Regions from separate parts of the Homo sapiens genome. Here region 2 is linked to region 1. The links are chromatin loops, found by intact Hi-C in ENCODE. Cell type or tissue: transverse colon. All regions are shown on one strand. Region 1 has its middle 260 kb from the start of NHLRC3. Region 2 overlaps LHFPL6 (LHFPL tetraspan subfamily member 6).

Region 1 (5,000 bases):
GGAAAGAGAGGATCAAAAAACTACATATCAGTTACTATGCTTATTACCTGGGTGACAAAATAATCTGTACACCAACATCCCATGACACATAATTTACTTGTATAATAAACCTGCACATGTACCCATGAGCCTAAAAGTTAAAATAACAATAACAATAATAATTATTATTATTATCTGGGTTTCCATTAAAGCCAGGGGGCTAGAAAGACGTAAGTGGGAAATAATGGTTTGTAGCCTTTCATCAGAAGACTGAAAATACTTTTTCATCGTGATCCCTTTTCATCTTTTCCCAAGTTCTTGTGTGGATTGAGATAATAGCAATGAAATTGTTGCATAACTAGTGGGCCATACTTGACATAATAATGGATGACTCCAGAAGAGTGAACACACAGTGGGGCAAATGTAGAAGTATACTGTCATCTGTAAGAATAGAAGTAGCCTTTGTTTTATGATAAACTTGATTTCATTATAGTACTTGATTTCTCTCTCTTTCCATGAAAGTGAGTTTTGTAAAGGCTGAAAATCGCATGTGTACACTTTCACTGTTCAACACAGAGGATCTCTCAATGCCATTTTTGTTTTAAAGTCTTTAAAAGAAATTGCCCAGTGCTCCTTTGGATGCCCATCCAAATGCTCAGAGGAAACTGCATGAAAAAATTGTAAATTTTAAATCTTTCTCCTGTAAAGGAACTCTTTGGATGAGAAATAACCAGCCATCTAAATATAGGCTTATGTAAAATTTGTTTTTAACATGTATCTCAAACTTCAGGTATTTTCTCAAGCCCTGTGTTCAAAAAATTAACAAAAGAATATTCTTTGGAAATGTGCTTTGAACTTGTGCTTACTGTAAAATTCAGTACAAGGAGCATGTTGAAACTGTAACTTCTGGGAGGGAGTATGATAGTTTGTTTAAGAACTCCAGGGCTAATGAAAGTAGTAAGAATGAGAAAGTCAAGAAAATGTTAAGGTGTTTCATTACAAAAATGATCAAATATTCAGAGTTGATGTTGCAAAAAAAAAAAATAGAAAATGCAACAACTAATGAATTGGCACAGCCTTTTCAAATGATTTGCTTTTCACCAACAAGCCTGACTGAGCAAGGTCAAGATAGCACAGCACTGTCCAGAAGTGACAAATTTATTAGGATTTAAAATAGCAACACATGCATGTCATGAGAGATGGGCAACTGTGACTTATTCTTTCCCCTAGGAATGTACAATTTTTAAAAAATCTATTGACAGAACAGCTGAAACATGAACATGCAAGTTTTAAATTGCACGCCTAGGCCTATATTAATAAATGAGAGTAGAGACAGCCTTCTCTGTGATACTCTCCGAATATTTTATATTGAATCACACAAACAAGGATTAGAGGGCTATCGTCACAATAATAGAGAGATGACACAAATGAAAACCAAGGGAAATTTAAATTATGATTTGCCACTCTAATAACTTGAATATGTTCCTCTTATTTTAGAGTAAGAGGCCATAACAGAATTAGAAGAAATGGAAAGGCTTTTGTACAATAGTTTAGGGAAGAAGGACATGACAGTATTTTACTTTGGGTCAAAATAATCATATTCACTGTCAGTAATTAATTAGGACAAATTAATTACTGGAGTCCATTTGTTTATAGCCAATTATGAAGTTCCACTATGTGCCAGTAATGTAGTAGGAGTTGGAGATGGAAACGAGCATGAAAATAAATCATTACAATTATAACAAGATACGTACAAGTGCCAGGCAATGCTTGACAGCCCTCAATATGTTTGTTGAGTGGCTGAATGGCTGAACACAGAGAAAGTAATGTCAGACCTAAAAGGATGATGAAAGACTTCTCAACTGTCCAGCGTCAAAGAGTCATTGATGTCTCACAAGCCTACATTTATACTGCTCTCTTCTAATCAAAGTGACCCCAAACCACTGTTTTTTGGGGATGGGCATATGCTGTTTTGATTCCCAATCCCGACTTTGAAGTTGAAATAAGTCCTGATAACCCATCATCAAAGGATTGCACCAGGTATCTGTGCATGAGTTGAAACATGCAGATGTGGATTGGGTGCCAGGTAAGTGAACCACCTCTGTGACATCCCTCTGTAGTCATTTGCTTTGGTGCCATAATAAATCACCACAGTTTAGTGGCTTAAAACAAAACTAATTTATCATCGCAGTTTCTGTAGGCAGAAGTCCCAGAACTGCAGGGCTCAACTGGGCATCTGTGTAGAGTCTCACAGGGCCAAAATTAAGGCAGCAGCAGGGCTATGACCCACGTCCACATTTTCTTGTTGGCTGTGGACTGTGGACCAGGGCATTCTCAGACACTAGACCTGCCAATATTCCAAGGCTCATGGTCCCCTTCCTCCATCATCAAAGCCCACAGGTGCAGGTCAAGTCCTCCTCAGGCTGCCATGCCTCTTCTGCCTTCTCTTCCATTAGCGTATCTCTCTGACTGCCACTTCCTTCTTCCTCTTCTAAGGGCCCAAGTGATCACAAACTTCACCTCACAGGCAAAGTCTTTTTCCAACTATGGGAACATATTCAATGGTCCCAGGGATTAGGGCATGGACATCTTTGGAAGCTTGTTATTCTGTCCACCACAGCCTACTTTCAAACCTCCACAATATATGTGTTTCATAGCCATAGAGAGTGGCAGCAAGCCACTGCCATTGATCTTTAGTTTTTGGTGAATGAAAAGCAAACATACTCCATTTATTACCACTAAGAATGCAGGGATATTTTTCCAGTTTACTGTGAAGCTCCCTGATATGGTTTGGTTGTGTCCCCACCCAAATCTCATCTCCAATTGTAATCTGAATTGTAATCCCCATGAGTTGAGGGAGGAACAAGGTGGGAGGTGATTGAAACATGGGGACAGTTTCTCTCATGCTGTTCTCATAACAGTGAGTGAGTTCTCACAAGATCTGGTTGTTTGAGAAGTGTCTGGCACTCTCCCACCCCACCTCCTGCTGCCATGTAAAATGTGCCTGGCTTTCCTTTCACTTTCCACCACAATTGTAAGTTTCCTGAGGCCTTCCCAGATATGTGGAACTGTGAGTCAATTAAACCTCTTTTGTTTATAAATTACCCACTCTCAGGTAGTATCTTTATAGCAGCGTGAAAACAGAAAATTGGTACCAGGATAGTGGGATGCTGCTATAAAGATAAACTAAAACTGTGGAAACAACTTTGGAACTGGGTAATGGGCAGAGGTTGGAACAGTTTGGAAGGCTCAGAAAAAAAAAAAAAAACAGGAAAATGTGGGAAAGTTTGGAGCTTCCTAAAGACTTGTTGAATGGTTTTGACCAAAATGTTGATTGTGATATGGACAATGAAGTCCAGGTTGAGGTGGTCTCAGATGGAGACGAGAAACTTCTTAGGAACTGGAGCAAAGGTCACTCTTGTTATGCTTTAGCAAAGAGACTGGCAGTAGTTTGCCCCTGCCCTAGAGATCTGTGGAGGTTTGAACCTGAGAGAGATGATTTGAAATTGGAACTTATTTTTAAAAGGGAAGCAGAGCATAAAAGTTTGGAAACTTTATAGCCTGACCTTGCAGTAGAAAACAAAAACCCATTTTCTGAGGAGAAATTCAAGCTACCTGCAGAAATTTGCATAAATAATGAGGAGCTGAATGTTAATTTGCCACGACAATGGGAAAAATGTCCCCAGAGCATGTCAGAGATCTTCAGAGGCAGCCCCTCCCATCACAGGCCCAGAGGCCTAGGAGGGGAAAATGGTTTCATGGGCTGGGCCCAGAGCCCTGCTGCTCTGTGTAACCTCTGGACTTGGTGCGCTGTGTCCCAGCTGCTCCAGCTCCAGTGGTGGCTAAAAGGGGCCAAGGTACAGCTTAGGCCACTGCTTCAGTGGGTGCAAGCCCCAAGCCTTGGGGCTTCCATGTGGTGTTGGGCCTGCAGGTATGCAGAAGACAAGATTTGAGCTTTGGGAGCCTCCACTTAGATTTCAGAGGATGTATGGAAATGCCTGGATGCTCAGGCAGAAGTCTGCTGCAGGGACACAGCCCTCATGGAGAACCTCTACTTGGACAATGCAGAGAGGAAATATGGGGTTGGAGCCCCCACACAGAGTCCCCAGTGGGGCACTGCCTAGTGAGCTGTGAGAAGAAGTCCACCAACCTCCAGTCCCCGGAATGGTAGATCCACCTACAGCTTGCATTGTGCACCTGGAAAAGCCACAGGCACTCAATGCCAGCCCGTGAAAGCAGCCACAGGAACTACACCCTGCAAAGCCACAGGGGTGGAGCTGCCAAAGGCCTTGGGAGCCCACCCTTGCATCAGCATGCCCCGGATGTGAGACATGGAGTCAGAGGAGATCATTTGAGAGCTTTAAGATTTAATGACTGCCCCTCTGGGTTTCAGATTTGCATGGGGCCTGTGACCCCTTTGTTTTGGCCAATTTCTCCCATTTAGAATGGGAACATTTACCCAGTGCCTGTACCCCCATTGTATCTTGGAAGTAACCAAATTGTTTTTGATTTTACAGGCTCATAGGTGGAAGAAACTGGCTTGTCACTCAGATGAGACTTTGGACTGTGGACTTTGAGTTAATGCTGAAATGAGTTAAGACTCTAGGGCACTGTTGAGAAGGCATGATTGCATTTTGAAATGTGAGAAGGACGTGAGATTTGGGAGGGGCTGGGGCAGAATGACTTGGTTTTACTCTGTGCCACCACCCAAATCTCATCCAAATTGTAATTCCCACATGTTGAGGGAGGGACCTGGCAGGAGGTGATTGGATCATGAGGACAGTTTCCCCCATGCTGTTCTTGTGATAGTGAGTTCTCACAGGATCTGATGATTTTAAAAGTGGCACTTTGCCCTTTGCTGTCTCTCTCTCTCCTGCTGCCATGTAAGATGTGTCTTGCTTCCTCTTTGCCTTTTGCCCTGACTGTAAGTTTCCTGAGGCCTCTCTAGCCATGTGGAACTGTGAGTCAGTTAAACCTCTTTTGTTTATAAACTACTCAAGCTCAGGTAGTATCTTTATAGC
Region 2 (5,000 bases), 110 kb after region 1:
CTTCATTGCTTCAGTTGTATTAATTCAAATTTATTTGAGTTTCATAGATAATTAATTTCTCCATTGGATTCCAAGGGTTCCCTGCCCATTTAAAAAAAATTCTGTACTGACCAAGTAATTAATGATTTTCCTAATCTCTCCAATCCTTTTATAGATACTCTGCCTGAGAAAGAACTCCCAGGGCAGAGTCTGATTCTTCCAGACCAAGCCCTTCTGAGTACCCCCACCTTCTGGCCATACTGCAGTTTGAAGTTCACCTTGATGCAGGCTAAGGCATTTGTCTGCAGCAAGTAAGTTTTCCATTTTCCAGACTTTTAGCCACAAACATCTTCACTAACTATTCTTGATCCTTCCCAGGTAAGTGCCAAATGGGACATGGGCCAAACATCTTAGAAATTGAAAACTGGAAGAATTAGGTCATGTCATCAAAACTTGCTATTTGCTAAGGAAAATGACTTAGAAATGCTTTAGAAGATATCTGCCTGTAATGGAAAAAATATCTGAGCCATAAATAGGAGTTAAATGTAATGAACTATGAAAGTGATGCTCTACTACCTAATAAATATTTTTTAAAAGGGTGTTCCACTTTAATATTAACTGAGCCATTCATATACAAGTACACAGAACATATACCTTTGCACATAATTTTTAACAATGAATTTATGACCTGTCAACTTTTTTCTTCAAGAACCACGTTATAAAAGTTGACTCATTTAATTAGCCATCAATAAATATATAAAAAACAATTTTAGAGTCAGATAAACAGTAGTGGATTATCTTGGAAAGAAACGGGAGTTTTCCTTCTGAGAATGAATGGAAGGTGGCAGACGCTGTCTGGGACACAGTGTTCAACGCTTCCCTTTCCTTCTGCATAACAGCGTAACCAAAATGGATGCCAGAGACTACTTACTCATCTTTGTACCTGACATGGTCTAAAGCAGGATGTTTATACTCAGCTATCTCAAATCCCTTTTGAAATACAGTGGAAATAAAATAAGTAAATACAACATATATGCATTCCCCAAAGTGTCAAAAACTATTGAATAAGTTACTCAATTTTGCTAAGAAATAGCTGAGTTTAATGTAAATTTATTAATAAGTCAGACATAAATTGAAATTGCTATTTGATTTATGGAAATATCTTGGCTAACTTGTAGACTAAACTTAACTGCCCTAATGCAGGCAGAAGTCTTTCCCCAGATTATCAGACCAGAAGGCCAGGGAATTATTCCATAGTAATGAAGATATCTTTTCATCCCCAAATTGAAAACAATGTTAGAAAGTTCCTGGTATAATCACTTTAATTAAGTGCAATTCATTTGATCCTTACACAGATCTTCCAGGATTACTGCTTACATATAGACAATTATAAATATCCAGAGACTTCCCAGTTCTTATTACAGGAAACTAAAATGACTTAATAAACAATGCATTCTCCCATAATTTGGGCCGATTCTATTTTCATTATAGTGCTTTCCTATATTTTGTACCAAACAAAAAACAAACACTTATTCCTTATTGTTGAACTGCTATGGCTTGAGCCTTTGAAAATAAAAGTCAGGTTCAAATATAAGCGGACCATGGAAAACAGCCGATGCCTTCTGTCACAATGACACTCTGCCTGTCAACATCCAAAACAGAAAGCAGATCCAGTTTGGAGCTTCCAGCAGCATGACCAGAAATGTAATTTAGAACAAAATTTGTAATAGTAATAGAAGGAATGAGAGGTTTGTGTTGTTATTATTATTCTTTAATTGACTATATTGGTCATCTAAGAAAGTAAAAACTCCTTTTTTGGCTTTTTCCAACCCAAAGCCACCTGAATGTTTTGTAAAGAGCCATCACAATAATCAAAGTAGTGGTCCATTTGTGCAGGATAGTGGGAAAGTAGCTTAGTGCACTTTAAGATATGAGGAATTTGTAGCGTTAAGCAGGTAACTTTGACATCACCTAAATCTATGCGCCAAATGCCTTTTGTTTCATATTTCTAAATGAATTTTTCCTTCAAGACATTCCCTGAGTCATCAGACCTAGCTCAAATTGAAATGTACTGCCAGACGCGGTGGCTCACATCTGTAATCCCAGCACTTTGGGAGGCTGAGGTGGGCGGATCACTTGAGGTCAGGAGTTCTAGACTACCCTGGCCAACATGGTGAAACCCCGTCTCTACTAAAAATACAAAGATTAGCCGGGCGTGGTGATGCATGCCTGTAATCCCAGCTACTCAGGAGGCTGAGGCAGGAGAATCGCTTGAACCTGGGAGGTGGAGGTTGCAGTGAGCTGGGATTGCACCACTGCACTCCAGCCTGGGCAACGGAGTGAGACTCCATCTCAAAAACAAAAAAAACAAAAAAACAAAAAAAACATTTGAAATGTACTGAGATACTACGCATGACCACCACTGATAGGCATTATTTGTTGTCACAGTGTTCTCATCCCTGAAGGGTTTCAGGGACTTATATGTCTCTGGGCCAAGCTGTACTTATTGATTCAAATGCCTGCCTTCCACAGTACACAAATTTGACATGACAGTTCAATATATGCACTTACTTCTTATGTTTCCTAAAGTAACCATTGAATTATTTGGGTAAAACTTACCAGAATGTCTTCAGGTAACAGTAATTACAAATGTCATTTGGTTAGGGAAGATATAATGTGAGACAGGAAAGGAAAGGAAGAAAGAAAAGGAAAAGAAACAATTCCAAAATAAATTGTTCTGTAACAATAGCTTCCTTTTAGCTCAGTCATCTAGAAAAAGAATAATTCAATAGCATTCAATGCTATTCAACAATATGGCAAGATCTCTAAGCCAACTTCTACAGAGTTTATCATTTTTGTTACAGAAGCAATAATCTTTTGTTGGATCATGCCCAGCACAAAATCCCAGACAAATGTTTAAAAGGGGAGCTTTCACTTAATATAAAAACTCTTAAAAGACTTACCTAGCCTCTGCAACTCATTTGTAAATCATGTGTTAAAATTGTCTACCTACCTTCATTATACATCAGATTTTGGATAACAAAGATATCATCTGAAGAAAAAATTTGCTAGTGGTGATTTGAAAGAAAAAAAGAAACCTAAGACACAAAAACTCTTTCACAACAGTTCAAAAATCTTGAGGCCAAATTTATGCATTCATTTGGCTTTCAGCAGGCAACTGCTTTGTCCTCAGCAGTATTATGCAAGCTTACTTAAGAATGCAGAAGAGCTCAGAGAGCTGAAAATTCTATTCCCATTGCCATGGTGAAAACCACAATGAATGAAGATAGCAGCCCCCAAGCACAAGTAGGGTGGTCTCCAGTATCCCCATGGAACACCACCACTAAACTTGAAAACAATGTTATTACACAACTTAGAAGTGAACTCTCCATCTAGGATCTAAACACATACTTCAAATATCATTTCAGAGAAACAGATCCTCTTTCTCCCCATCCCACCAACAATGACAAAACCAACAAAAGACAGTCACGAAAAACAGGAATTTTTGAGTATCCAAAAAAAATGTATGAATAACATTCACAACAGATATTTCTCATGTTCTGGAGAAATGCAGCTCCTTATTGCACAATCCAGGAGTATTTTGTACAAAACCTCCCAGAGGACACCCCCACTGAGATGATCAATCAGCCCACAGTGGCTTCAGGATGCTTTTCAAAAGTCAAGTCTTTGAAGAATGTTAACATTTCACTACTTCCTTTTCCGAAGGTTATTGAATCAAGAAGTCATTGTCCCCTATCAATCTTTGCAGGGAAAAAGAGAAATCTACAACTTCCTGATCACACAACTGCTTGGCTTACGGACAACATTCCATATTTCAAGCAATTATTACATATTAAACCATTGTATTATAAATAAGCGGTTTATTATAGGGGAGCCTTCCTTAGTGACAATCTCTGTCAGAGGGATATTTAAATAAAAGGCTAAATTTACCTTTTATAATATTTTGCTGCCTATAATAAACACATGTCTGCACGGGTAGTATGATATGTATGCGTGAATAACCTGTTTATTCCTGGGGGCAGTGAGTTGCTCTATGTACGAATATGCACATCAACTGTAGTTGCTAATATTTCATCAAAAGGCCACACTCCAGGGTGGCTGCTACAGATCTGCTTTCCTTATTTTTATGTCCACACCAACCTGAGAAGTTTTTCTAATTGGCAAAACGGGTATAAGAGGTGGGGGTTTTTGTTAGTAAAATTATTGGTGCTCAATATATGTGGATTTGGATAGAATCTAAAGACATTCTTCCCTTTTATGTGTAACACTAGAATAATCCAGGGAGCTAAGGAGGTGAGCCACTTTTTGGAAGTGAGGTGCTTTTTGAAATGGTTGCTGAACTTGATTCCAAAATAGTGGTATATCCAAGCATGATTCACAGGACTTCGGTTGCCTTATTCCTTCTCTAAGCTTAACCAAGTCCTGCCCTTATAATAGTGTTGTGTTTATCTCACGAGGACCCTTTCATATCAGCTGTGATTGAAGCACCTACAGGGACAGAGACCTGGGACTTTCATGAGCTTCAGAAAAGGCGCTATGATTACTGGGGCCTGATTGCTATGACATATCTGTGTGGGAATGTTATGAGTATGCTTCTGTATTTGCAATGGAATTGTCGGGAAGTAGAACTATAGCCCTTGCCTACCTCTAAATAATGACAAGCACTGCCAGCTATTTACAAAATTCAATTTCTCCTTCTGAGGCACATACTTAAACTGTATTTCCCAGTGTCTCTTCAGTGGGATGTGGCCATTAAGTGAAATCTAGCTAAGGAATATGGGAGTAAGTGATGTGTGCTGTTTCTCATCATGGCTTTTAAGAAGTAGATGGATACAGCTTCCCATACTCTCTTTCACTTCTGTGGGACATAAGTATTAGAAGAGACTTAGGGGATGGTATACCTATCAATAGAACCTGGATTCTTGAATCATCATATGGAAGCTGACTGGTAATATCTACTTGGGCTGTAATGTGAGCTAGAAATAAACTTTTACCGTGTT

What was found. A loop is a pair of places that touch in the nucleus more often than their neighbours do. Peaks named below come from ENCODE experiments on the same cell type or tissue, not always from the same donor. Only the 100,000 strongest peaks of a DNase experiment are listed, where the experiment ranks them.
Region 2: it touches region 1 in a loop (35-fold over the local background); 2 of 110 quality-filtered maps call a loop at or near these places.

What each region holds. Positions count from the first base shown.
Region 1 is chr13:39,292,668-39,297,667 of GRCh38, forward strand. No RefSeq gene overlaps it. Among named protein-coding and RNA genes, the nearest start is that of NHLRC3, 260 kb to the left of the region's middle. In transverse colon, no CTCF peak of the experiment used is centred here; no DNase peak of the experiment used is centred here.
Region 2 is chr13:39,407,121-39,412,120 of GRCh38, forward strand. The region is part of intron 2 of LHFPL6 (LHFPL tetraspan subfamily member 6); the gene reads right to left. Among named protein-coding and RNA genes, the nearest start is that of LHFPL6, 190 kb to the right of the region's middle. In transverse colon, no CTCF peak of the experiment used is centred here; no DNase peak of the experiment used is centred here; H3K27ac peaks cover 996 bases.